Linked DNA regions of Homo sapiens: region 1 is linked to region 2. The links are chromatin contacts, found by Hi-C or POLR2A ChIA-PET in ENCODE. All regions are on one chromosome and are shown on one strand. The core of a region is the stretch at or near the end of the contact, and the rest is flanking DNA. Distances in the headings are between cores, read along the strand shown. Region 1 has its middle 53 kb from the start of PCAT18. Region 2 holds the start of KCTD1 (potassium channel tetramerization domain containing 1).

What was found. Hi-C counts contacts between places; a loop is a spot of excess contacts on that map. ChIA-PET counts read pairs that join two places held with the same protein, here RNA polymerase II (POLR2A). Pooled maps may share reads with other maps.
Region 1: a map of dorsolateral prefrontal cortex shows a loop between it and region 2 (4-fold over the local background). The contact joins the enhancer-like site here to the promoter of KCTD1 in region 2. A Hi-C loop is called at or near these places in 48 of 168 maps with a recorded cell type or tissue (Caco-2, Calu3, GM12878 and 33 more), 31 of 37 single-sample maps with no recorded cell type and 45 of 50 pooled maps. POLR2A ChIA-PET finds 5 or more read pairs at or near these places in 9 of 52 experiments (HCT116, HEK293, MCF 10A and 4 more).

The regions. Positions count from the first base shown.
Region 1 is chr18:26,648,027-26,654,097 of GRCh38, reverse strand. It overlaps a transcript of KCTD1 not described here. Among named protein-coding and RNA genes, the nearest start is that of PCAT18, 53 kb to the left of the region's middle. RefSeq lists an enhancer at 2,583-3,084. Within about 2 kb of position 2,959, at least 3 of the 41 ENCODE cell types and tissues checked have a DNase peak (open chromatin) inside an H3K27ac peak, as active enhancers do; they include dorsolateral prefrontal cortex and thyroid gland, where a contact is called at or near this core.
Region 2 is chr18:26,545,423-26,551,503 of GRCh38, reverse strand. KCTD1 (potassium channel tetramerization domain containing 1) reads left to right here and starts at 2,951. Exons shown (of 5, transcript NM_001142730.3): 1 at 2,951-4,776. The coding sequence starts at 2,968. LOC124904273 (a long non-coding RNA gene) reads right to left here and starts at 4,644. Exons shown (of 2, transcript XR_007066321.1): 1 at 4,510-4,644. RefSeq lists enhancers at 1,376-2,017, 2,018-2,659, 2,725-3,019, 3,650-3,739, 3,760-3,809 and 2 more and silencers at 1,910-2,009, 2,020-2,149, 2,240-2,469, 3,060-3,119, 3,230-3,339 and 3 more.

The sequences.
Region 1 (6,071 bases), core at 1,710-4,209, 100 kb before region 2:
AGTGATAGTTTTCTACTTCTGATGTGATGTTTTTAGCTAAGGTCTTTTCCCATTTGCATTGCATTTGAGTCATTCAAATGATGTTTGTGAACCATTACTTCACCAACGTTTTTATTTAGTGTTTATTAAACTGCATTTCTGAACCTTCTTTTGGACTGCAGTTTATAATTTCCCAAGCAAACAGAGCATTTATTTGCTCCATCTTTAGGACGAACTATCTTGGGAATAAAAGTGAAATTTTTGGATGCAAGCATGTATGCTTATTTTAATAGCTTACTCATGCAGAAGTGAGACACAACTCGCTCTGGCTTTTCATTCATAAAAACATGCTAGATGTAAATAATGTTTTGCTTGTTGATGAGTTTGGTTTGAGATAACTGAAGAAAACAAAACAGATTATCCTTTAAGCATAATAAGCCTGTGTTCATTAGGTCCATTCATTCATTCATTGAACAAATATTTGTGCTTGCTGTATAGGAACTACTGTGTTAAATGCTGGAGACACAATGGTGAGAAAAAGCATTCAGAGCCTCCAATCTCATGGAGCTTATAGTCCAGACAGAGAGGCAGACATTCATCGAATAACTGAACAACTGACAGAGATGAGTGCTTTGAAGGAAGAGGAATATGGGGTTCTGGTAGCATTAACTTAAAGAGGGCCAAAATGGCCTGGACCAGGGTCAGAAGTGCCACACACTGAGATCTAAAGGATGAAGGGGCCTGGGCAAGAGAGACAGAACAGAGACGAAGTTCCAGGGAGAAAAAAGAAGGAACAGTATTTTACCAAGCCAGGAGAGGCTTAGCAAAGGGGGAGGAACTCAGGGCTTAACTGGCTGGAGTAAGAGACGGAGGAAGCAGTGATGCAGACTGCAGGGACAGGCACCTGGTCTTCACCCAAGAGTAAGTGATGGGGAGGATTGGGAGAGGGGCAGCAGTAATCAGATTGGTGTTTGGAAAGAATAACTCTGCTGGCACTCTGGGAAGTGGTCAGAGGGACCCAGATGGATGAAGCATAGCCCTTGGAAGGCTATTATAGTCATCCAGGCAAGAGAAGATATAGCTGGGGTTAGGGTAGGGGAAATACTGATGGAAGGGTTTGAGATCTATGTAGAGGGGAAAGTTTACAGAACCTAATAAAGGGTTGGCCATAGGTGAACAAGAAGAGAGAAGTGTCAAGTGGACACCTAAGTTTCGGGCATGTTAATTGAATAGACGCGGGAATTCTGAAGCCTGGGTGGATTTTGTATCTTTCACGTCATTTCTAATAGCCAGATTAAGTAGCAGTGAGAAGCCTCATTCACATCCGGTGTAACAGCATTCACAAAGGAAACCAAAGCATCTAGTCATTCTTTAATCCCTCCCTCCATTTGTTCAACAATTGGGTCTGGAGTGCCTACAGTGTATCAGGCACTCATCGGCCGGCTCTTTTTATCCTGTTATCCAAAATGCTTTTCCTTTATGAAGTGTACCATGTGGTTCCATTTATCCAAGTCTGACTAAGTTGGAATTCATCATTGAAGTAGGCCTATGTTGAGCCTTCTGAAACAAACCTGTGCCTTATAGTGCAAATTAATTGTATTAAAATATTATAAACATGTCAGATGATTATGAAATGAATGGTTGGATGCTTTTTAAAAGTCCGTTTACATACAAATAACTGACACAATTATGCAAATCACTCAACTGAAGACACTTTGAATATCACTCTCTCCATAGGGGTTTGATGTACAAATGCAATTCCATAAGCTACTTTTCTTGGTGGTTCTCATGTGGATGGCCCTGAGGGCAAATTCCAGTTGGAAAAACAACCATCATTTTGGCCTATTCCTTTTTCTCTATAAAAATGGGAACGATGTCATCTCTCTAACCTGCCTTACAGGATTGTTAAGAGGAAAAATAAGAGTATGTCCAACTGAAGTGCATATAAGTAGTATCAATCAACCCCAAAGGGCACTTTCTCTGGAGGAGCCACCCCAAGTCTGGCCCCTGCTGTCTCAGTCCCTCGGTCCATATCAGTCTCACCTTATCTCAGCTGCCTCTGAAACCCCAGGCACTGGTAACATCCATGGCTAAGATTTAGGGAACAAGTAGCAGAGGCCGTCTGGAATACCTATCTCCCTGAGCCCTCCAAACAAGACTGTGAGGCAAGTAGTATTCTGCACCCATCTTGTTCTGCACCCACCCTAGGTAACATGCCCGAAACCTCGGTGTCCACTTGACACTTCTCTCTTGTTCACCTATGGCCAACCCTTTATTAGACTCTGTACACTTTACCTTCTTCTTCTTCTTCTTCTTCTTTTTTTTTTTTTTTTTTGAGACCGAGTTTTGCTCTGTCACCCAGGCTGGAGTACAGTGGCTCGATCTCGGCTCACTGCAACCTCCCCCTCCTAGGCTCAAGCGATTCTCCTGTCTCAGCCTCCTGAGTAGCTGGGACTACAGGTGCCCGCCACCATGATCGGCTAATTTTTCTATTCTTAGTAGAGGTGGGGTTTCACCATTTTGGCCAAGCTGGTCTCGAACTCCTGACCTCAAGTGATCCGCCCACCTCGGCCTCCCAAAGTGCTGGGATTACAGGTGTGAGCCACCACACTCGGCCAACTTTACCTTCTAAATAGATCTCAGACTCTTCCATCAGTGTTCCCCCTACCCTAACCCTAGCTGTACCTCCTCTTGCCTGGAGGATTAGAAAGGTTATATCCGTTTCCTGAAGTCAAAGACTAGGCTAGTGGCAGAGCAGGGATTCTAACTCAGCTGGCTGACTACAAAACCCTGCCATTAGCCCCCATTAGCCGTTCTGCTTTCTCATCTACACCCATAGTCCTTTCTGTCCAGGACATACTATTTAAGCCCTTTTCAAGGGCACTTGGCAAAGGGCTTGCTTGTTCTGCCACCGGCTTCCATTCCTCCTGTTCTCTCTTCGCCCCCACCTCTGTATCTCCCTGCCACACCAGCACCCTGCTGTTATGCCAAGAGAGAAAGAAAAAAAACAAAAACAGTGTGAGATTGTTGTGAGAGATTGTTGTGATCAGAACATGTGAATTGGTCTCTATCTCTTGCTGAGCAAATCGTTTGCTCACAAGTACTCTGTCATGCTGACCAAAATAGGGATTTGTTTTCTATCCAATGGGAACTGACAACAATTCAGCCCTTGCTGCCGACACCAACGCTGCTATTAAGAAGAAGAGTTATGAACTGAAGAGAATGTTAACGAGATAGATTTCAAATGCTGGCTAGAGGAAGGGATATTCTTCCTGATAAATCTTTCCAAAGCATCTACTGCTATCATCACTGACTTGTTTTTGTAGCACTTTCACTTTGCTGGAAATTTGTAGCCAATGGAACAGAAAATGTGTGTAAAACAAAAGACCCAGACTTTCTATGTGAGGGGGAGAAAAAGCTACATTGGTCCATGGTACTGATCCTTCTCTATCCTACCCATCCATTCCCACCACCCCATATGCAAATCCCACTCCATCTCTGTCTGTGCTGTATTTTCTTGGTTAAATTACTGAATCTCTCTAAGCTTCAGTTTTCTGAACTACAAATGAGGTAATAATATGAGATCATTGTAAAGGAGATAATAATAGTCCTAGAGTTGTTCAGAGAATAAAATGAGATGTAACAGGATGTATATGCCTAGCACAAAATAAGCACTCAGAAAATATCCATATATTGTTAAGAGCAGGGACTGTGTTTATTCACCTTTGCTTTCTCAGTTCCTTAATACAGTGCCTGGCACACAGGATAAGTGCTCAATAAATAACTGTTGGATACATGAACACATAATTTCAGGGGACGCAAGAATAAAGCCAGATGTTGATTTCACTTCCCTGTAAGTACTTTTTGCCATTGACAAGAGGACCCAAGTTCTGCCAGATACCCTCACCTGCTGGTTATGGGCTTTTTCTAACCAATTAGATCAATCATTTGGGAACAGATCAAATTTGATCTGGGGAAGCATTGATGCTAAGTAGGACGTTGCCTCAAAGATGGTCCTGTTTTGCCTTTTGATTACTCATGTGGAGGTCGTCCTGTGCACAGTTGTCATGGGATTTCCAAAATCTGCAGACACTTACGCTATGAAATGATGCAAATGCACCACTAGGTTCTGAACCCCCACAATGGGAGTCACTGAATTTGCGTATTAACACTGAGAAGAAACACGGGACCCGGTCTGATACCCATTCCATCCAGCAGATGGCAGTGACACACATTGGCAAGTAAACTTGGAATCGCCTCTGGTCTTGCTGTTAGTTTCTCACCATTGCCTCTCTCTCCTGGAAAAGGAAAGCCCAGCCAGCTTTAAAAAGCTGCCTTTTCCCAGCACTTTGGGAGGCCGAGGCAGGTGGATCACGAGGTCAGGATATCGAGACCATCCTGGCCAACATGGTGAAACCCCATCTCTACGAAAATACAAAAAAATTAGCCGGGCGTGGTGGCGCGTGCCTGTAGTCCCAGCTACTCGGGAGGCTGGGGCAGAAGAATCGCTTGAACCCAGGAGGCGGAGGTTGCAGTGAGCTGAGATTGCGCCACTGTACTCCAGCCTGGGCGACAGAGCAAGACTCTGTCTCAAAAAAACACACAAAAAAACAAAAAAGCTGTCTTTGCTCCTTCACCGAAACAACCGAGGCTCAACGGGGACAGCTGGAAGGATCAGCACCTCCGAGCCGTCTGTTTCTTCCTGGGCTGTGGGGCAGGGAGGAGAAAGAAAGCAGACCTTGTTATCTGGTGCAATCCACTTACTGCCAGTTTCCCAGAGATATGGACCATAAGAGGCCTGCTTTCCTGTTTATTTAATCAAATCAACAGAAGAAAGTGCTGTTAACCTCCAGCGTCTACCATGCTCTGGGTTGAGAGCACTTGATGCCAAAAGTGATCAGGAATACTAGTAAAGATAATAACCCAGTCTTAGGCAGTCACGTGCTGCCAGGGAATGGAACAGTGTCTATGCTGCTGAAGACCCATGTGAAGTCCTCTCATGTGGGGTCGTGAAATGACTTGGTTCTTCTGGTTGCTTAGAAATAGAGACCCACTGTTAATTGTGTGACCCCAAAGCTTTGGTTTCATTATCTATACAATGTGGGTGAGGAAAACCACCTCAGAGGGTTGTTGTAAGTACTGAATATGTAACACCAATACAATGCCTCTAAGTGCCAGACTGTTTTTCAAGGGCTTTGCAAGATATTACTTGTGTAATCCTCATCCATCACCTAAGAGGGTGATATTACTGGCATCCCCATGTTTTAGATGAGGAGATGGAAGTGCGGAGAGATAAAGTAACTTGCCCAGGTTCACATATGGTGAGTGGCTGAGCCAGGAGTTGATCTGTGCATTCAAGCTTCCAGTCTTTGCTCTTAGTCTCCAGGTGCGGCTGCCTCTAATACTGATTAGTAATTACTAATACTAATAATTATTAAGCACCTTCCATATGCTAGGAACGTTACATATTTTAACTCCTCTCATATTTTCACGTTCACTATAAAGGTGGGAATGATTACCTTCCTCATCTTAACAAATGAGGAAAAAATATTTACTCTGTGCCCACTCAGTAGGAAACACAATAAAGTAATTCCAAAGAGGTGTAAATACTTCTGCTCCAATTTACTCTTGGATACAGGTAAACAAATTAATGAGGACTGCAATCTATTTAAATGCTACAGGGTGGGTCCCTCTGTAACTGACTTAGCGATAAGAGAAATCCGCAGTGAGAGTATATGGGGCTTATGCTCCCATTGTACATGACAAGGTATGTAAACATTTTTTAAATTGTCTTGCTCTTTAAAATTTTCATCAGGAGCCCTTGGATATTTATAGCCTCACAGCCATTTCCAGAAATGGTGAATGGCCTGCAGAGATTTGGTTTGGTCCCACTCCCATTTATAGCGCTGCTTTCTCCTCCTAAGAGTCACCATCATCATTTGATGAAGAGGTAAGAAGATCTAGGTGATTTAAAGCCTGGCACAGTGGCTCACACTTGTAATCCCATCACTTTGGGAGGCCGAGGTGGGTGGATCCCTTGAGGTTAGGAGTTTGAGACCAGCCTGGCCAACATGGTGAAACCCCGTCTCTAC
Region 2 (6,081 bases), core at 1,702-4,201:
CTGGTGCAACGAAGCAGATCCACAGTTGCCCGATAATCAGGCCAAGGCATACTTTCCAAGGTGCGTTTTTCATATCGAATTTAAGCGCGGGTCCTGCCCGTTGTTTGCAAACTGTCCAAGCAGCACCCAAAACTGCTGCTTTTCCAAGTCCGTTAAAAAGTTATTTGCGCTTGGGGTTTTTCGGTTCTGCTACACCCCACCTCCTTCCCCTGACTTTTGCCAGTAGAGACCTGCCCTGGGGGATATTTTGTCCTGGGAGCACAAAACTATTTTCTTTTCTGGAAATAAGTTGACGTCAACTGGGAGCTGTTTTGGGTTGCTTTGTTTCCCGGAGCGTCCAACCCAGCACACCGCCTCCGGCAAACTGCGAGCAATTCAAAGCAGCTCGCCCAGTAGGGAGGGGAGCTGGTGGGAGGGGGGTGGACCCCGCCGCCCGCAGAGGTGGGGAGACCTGGGGGGCGGCTCCGCTCCCAGGCTGCAGCGTGGGCCTGGTCCCCTGCCAAGCCAGGAGCGCAGCCCGGAGCCAGCGCGGCCCCCGGGTCCCTGCGCTTATGGCGAGGGTCGCGGGGGAACAGCCCCTGGTAGGTAACTTGCCGGGCACCCACCTGAGTTCTCCGCACCGCGGCCCGAAAACCTGGGAGCGTCCCAGGACAAAGGGCCAGCCCTCTGGAATTAGCCGTGTGTGACTAGTGTGTGCCAGCTCGTATGTGGGGGTCCCAGTGTGCAACTAACTTAGCTGCTCACCGCAGCCTCGGAGAAACGAGCACGCCTTTCTGCACGTGTCCAGGGCGGGTGCGGCGGGCAGTGCATTGTGAACAAAGCCGGCCACCTCCCGCGCCGCACCTCGGGGACGATTCCCGGACGGTTCTCCGCGGAGAGCCGGGCGGATGAGAGCGTGGTGTGTGTGTGTGTGTGTGTGTGTGTGTGTGTGTGTGTGTCTGTGTGTCTTGTGTTTCCCTAAGGAGCCGGAGGCGGCCCGCGAGGCAGGGACTTGCTCTAACTTGTTTCACACCTGGCGCGGTTTCCCCGAAGCTCGGGTGGCGTCCAGGGCCGGGCAGGCACGCGGAGGACCAGCAGCGTTCGCTGCAGAAAAAGACATCGTCAACTCCCACTCAGAAGCCCACACTGCCCTGAGACCTGGTCTTTCATTCTTTCTTAAAAAAAAAAAATGCAAATTGATGGATGGGTTTCAATTGATGCGTAAAATGCTTCCCTTGAGAGCAAGACAGGAGGGCCAGGGAAGGGGGAAACAGGCAGTTGACATAACTCTCACAGCCTAACTGCCGAGAATTCGGACTTGGAGGTAAATTCGAGGACGCACCCGAGGAGCAGGCGAGGCTGCCTCCCAGCAGGACGGCCTGGCACCGGGGCGCACTGCTGGGGACCTGACTCCCTCGTGTCCCCTCACCCCAGGGACTCGCAGCTGGCCCGCGCGCCAGGGTACACACGGGCTGCGGGAGAAGGTGAAAGTTAGGATGCAGCACGAGCTCCGAGAGTGGCCTGGGCTGTGCCTCCTAAGAGAACAGCCGAGGTCCCCGGCGGCTCTGGGAAGCTGCCCCTGGGCCGGGAGAGCGGGAGGCGGCGACGCAAGGACGCGCCCGGAGCCTGGGCGCGCCGGGGGCGGGCGTTTGGCTGGAAGTGGGGCAGTGTCTCCTATGGGAAAGCGAGACCCGGCGAGCTCTTTGGCTGCTTTTCCAGTTTCCGAGGTGCCCGCCCCCGCGCGCCTGAGGCAGCGCAGCCCGGAGGGCGAACGAATGGCGGTTGGCAAACTTTGAGTGAGAGTGCGCTCCGGATCCGAATTGCCGAATTGTGGCTGCGGCAGGGTCGGCCGAGACACAAGTTCGCTTTTTCCGCCTGCCCGATGGGCCTTAGGGAGACTTCAGCTCCAGCTTGGTGGAGCGCCTCGCCCGAGGGAGTTGTGTCACTTTGCTCAGGGGCAGGGAGGGCGGCGCCCTGGGCGGGTGGGGAAGGGTCCCTGTGGCCCCTGGGGTCCCAAGCGCCTCTTCCCTCGTCTCCCCTCCCACCGGCCCCTCCCAGTCTTCTCTGCCTCGCTCCTTCCCGGGGCTGGCTGGACCGGCGCGGACTTGCCCCAGACCTACGGGGAGCGCCCCAGGTCTTTAATGACAGCTTAAATGTGGCTGTTGGAAAAGTCGAAAGGGATGTGGCTGACGTGGGGCGTGTTTCGCTCCTTTGCAAGAGTCGGAAAGGGAGTTGGGAGCCGCGCGGCTGGCCCCAGGCCCCCGCGCCTCGCCGCCAGCAAGTAGGTGGGGGAGCCGCCGCCGCCGCCAGCCCCATCCCGCTCCCAAGCCTCGCCCGCTGCGCCCTGGCCGCGGGCGCCGAGAGGGTGCGGGGCCTCGCCGTGCCTCCTCCACCCTGCTCATTAACCTGCCTGCTCCGCTCCGCTCCGGGCGGCCCCAGACACGGGTTTCCCGCGGCAGCACCCGCGGCCCGCCCGGCGCAGCCGCCGCCCCGACCCCCCGGCTCCGGGGGGCAATGAGGGGGCAGTGGAAGGGGCACTGCTCCTCGGGCATTACTTAGAGAAACGAGACCGTCCCGCCCTCTCGCCGGCCCTCCCTCTCTCCCGCCCGGGCCCGCGCAATTCTCCGCCAGAGGGTAAGTTGGGAGTGTTTCGCCCCCACCGACAGCTCTCCCTCCCTTTCCTTTTTTTTTTCCTTCAAAGTTTTCTTAGAAGTGGGAGCCGGGTGGGGGAGGAAGAAGGTCTGGTCAGCCTCCGTCCTTTACCCTATCTCTCCGGTCTAACTTGTCCCCCCCTCCCCCCTCCCCTCCATCCCCTGCGCGCCGCTGCCCCTCCGGAGCTGCGCTCGGGAATGACAATTGGAGCGCGGCTCCTTTAAGAGCCCGGCTTTGCCTCCCGGTAGCTGAAGGTCATTAAACACAAAAGCTCTCAGCGCTGCGGTCCAATATAGCGCATGCGCCCTGCCCGAGGACTGGCAGAGAGACGGCAATATGGCGAGAATGCCTGGCAGCGGGGACTGTAACACCAGCGCGGGCGGCAGCGCCAGCGCTGCCGCCGCCGCCGCCGAGAACAATGGGGAGCGGGGCGAGGGCGAGCGCGGCGCGGGGGGCCGCGGCCGCCGCCACAGCCGTCCGCACTACTGCAGCGCGGGCGAGGAGGAGGAGGAAGAGGAGGAGGAGGACGAGATCCAGGAGGTGCAGATAACGGGGGACGAGGAGGAGGAGGAGGACGGAGGTGGGGGGCTGGAGGAGGACGAGGAGGAGGAGGAAGAGGAGGAGATGGGGCTGGACTGGGACGAGCCCCTGGAGCCCGAGGACTCGGCCGGGGAGGAGCTGGAGCCCGAGCCGGTCCATATGATCAATATGGACCAGAGCGCCGCGCTGGAGCCCGAGGCGCCGCCGCGACTGCTGGCGCCCCGGGCCCGCGGTGGGCCGCCCGGGGACGGCTCCGAGCTGGACCCCGACGTGCTGCAGCGCCCCGAGCGGGCCCGGCTGAGCGAGAACACCCGGCTGGCCACCCGCTACGCCGTGCGCATCTTCCGGGAGTACCTGAGCGAGAAGGCGCAGAGCCCGGACTTCGAGACCATGGACAAGGGGGCGCTGTGCCGCGTGCTGCGCTCCTTCTATGCCGAGGCCCGCTCCAAAAGCGGCCAGCTCTACAGCAAGTCGTCGCTCATCAGCATCCGCAGCTCCCTCAACCGCTACCTCAATGAGCCCCCGTACTGCCGCACGCTCGACCTCACCAAGGACCCCGAGCTGCGCAGCGCCAACCTGACGCTGGCCGCGGTCATCCGCAAGCTCGAGGAGCAGGGCGCCGGGCCGGTGGTGCAGAAGCAAGCCATCACGCGCGCCGACCTGCGCAAGCTGTACACCTCCAGCGTCTTCAGCACCAACACGCCCTTCGGGCTGCTCAACAAGGTCTGGTTCGAGACGTGCATGTACTTCTGTACCCGCGGCCGCGAGAACCAGCGTGAGTTGGAGGAGGACTCTTTTGGGCTGGCCATGGACGAGGACGGTCGCAAGTTCGTCTACTTCAAGTCCCTCGGGCCCTACCACAAGTCGCGCTCGTCGTCGTGGAGCAAGAAGCGCGCCGAGAGCAGCGACGAGGAGAACTTGCCCCGCATGTATGAGACGGGCACCGAGTTCTGCCCCTACGCCAGCTTCGTCAAGTACCTGTCGAAACGCAACCCTCTCTGCAAGGCGTTCTTCCAGCGGCCCCGGGACCACTGCAGCGAGGGCGATGTGACCTGGTACGAGAACAAAGCCATCGGCAAGAACTTGCTAGGCACTCGGATGCAGATGCTCTCCAAGGCGGCCAAGCTCTCCAAGACCTACACCAACCACTGCATCGGCGCCGTCTCCATCGCCACGCTCAACAGCATCGCGGGCATTGGCACCAAGCTGGGCTCGCCCGCCCCGCAGGGCTGCTACGCCGAGGCTCTGAACGGGGCGGCACGGCACCACTCCCACCACCCCCCCACCCATCCCTCCCACCACCACCGCCCCCAGCCGCCCTCGCTGGGGAACACTTACATCCTCCCCAAAGACAGCCAGGTCGGGCCCGACGTGAAATCCGAGGCTGCGCCCAAGCGCGCCCTGTACGAGTCTGTGTTCGGGTCGGGGGAAATCTGCGGCCCCACTTCCCCCAAAAGACTTTGTATCCGCCCCTCGGAGCCTGTGGATGCGGTGGTGGTGGTTTCCGTGAAACACGACCCCCTGCCTCTTCTTCCAGAAGCCAATGGGCACAGAAGCACCAATTCTCCCACAATAGTTTCACCTGCTATTGTTTCCCCCACCCAGGTAACCAAACCAAACTCTATGCATGAAATGTTTCTTTGGTACCACTTCGGGACTAACTTTTGTGCTAATGCAGCTCTGGGTAGGGGGGAAGTTTTAAAAAGTAGGTAATGTACTGAATCGGATTTCGTTTCACCCTTAGAAGTTAACTCTCTTGGTGCTTTTTGGGAAACTTTACACCTAACCTTAAAAGATGTGAGAGAGGGCATGCTACCTAACAAATCACTGCTGTGCAGTAAGGCGAAAAACTTCAAAGTTCGCCGAACAAAAGGATTAGCTCACTCTTGCAGCCGCTCTTCATTGAATGCATGAGTTTTATAAGGCAAAGACTGCGAGAACACTGTAAATGTAAAGGAAGCAGTTACTTAAGACATATTTGAATCAAGTAACCCTTAAAAGACTCTATTACGTATTCGCCATGACCTTAGAAGGTAGAAAAACAGTTATAAATTATTGAAAAGAAAACGTGCCAATCCCACTTCCTGTAGCTTTTTTTTTTTTTTTTAAAGAAAAGGGGTGGAGAGTGGAGAGCCAGGCAGTTGAGTGCCAGTTTATACTGTAACATGTAGTTGAATGTAAACTGGCAGTGTGGGGTGCAATTTCCATAAACTAAAGTGGGAACGTGGTATCTGCAATTCCAGTCAGGCTACAAATTGGAGTATGGGCCTGTGGTGCCCAGCACTGTGGGCACTGAAACATTGCTGTCTCCCCCTAGCCCCACGGAGCTCACTATCTAGGGGGCAGATAATACCTACGAAGTAGATAATTAGAGTAAGAGTGCTATCCCAGCAGCTGAGTCAGCATGGACAAATCACTTCACTTCTCCTTGGCTTCACTATCCTCATCAAAGAGGAAGAAACTATTTCCACCCTAACATGATTTAAGTCTAAGCAGTGCCAAATTCTGGGTCGAGACTGGGGCCTCTAGTGTTAGATTCTTCTTTCCTTATTTTCCCCAAGGTAGTATTTTCGTGAGTATTATTAAAGTTATATTCATGTTTTGGACACTCTCTAGTCTAGGAGTCAGAAACCAGGGGTCTTTGGACACTGTGTTCTATTCTGCAGGCAGGAGTACCCACTGGAGGTTTTACAACTTTGACCTGCCTGCCATCAAGCAGAAGTAGGAATTTTGCAGGTCTGAAGGTATAGTGCAGGCCCTCCAGGAACATATGTCAGGTACCTCTGTGCTTTTTCCAAAGTGGAAATTCCAGTTCTGGACACACTGACCCTTTCAAACGTTTACCAGCTAATGGGCAAGCCTCAAGGCCAACTGAGAAAGGGGCTGCGAGTGGTAATATAAACACCAAAG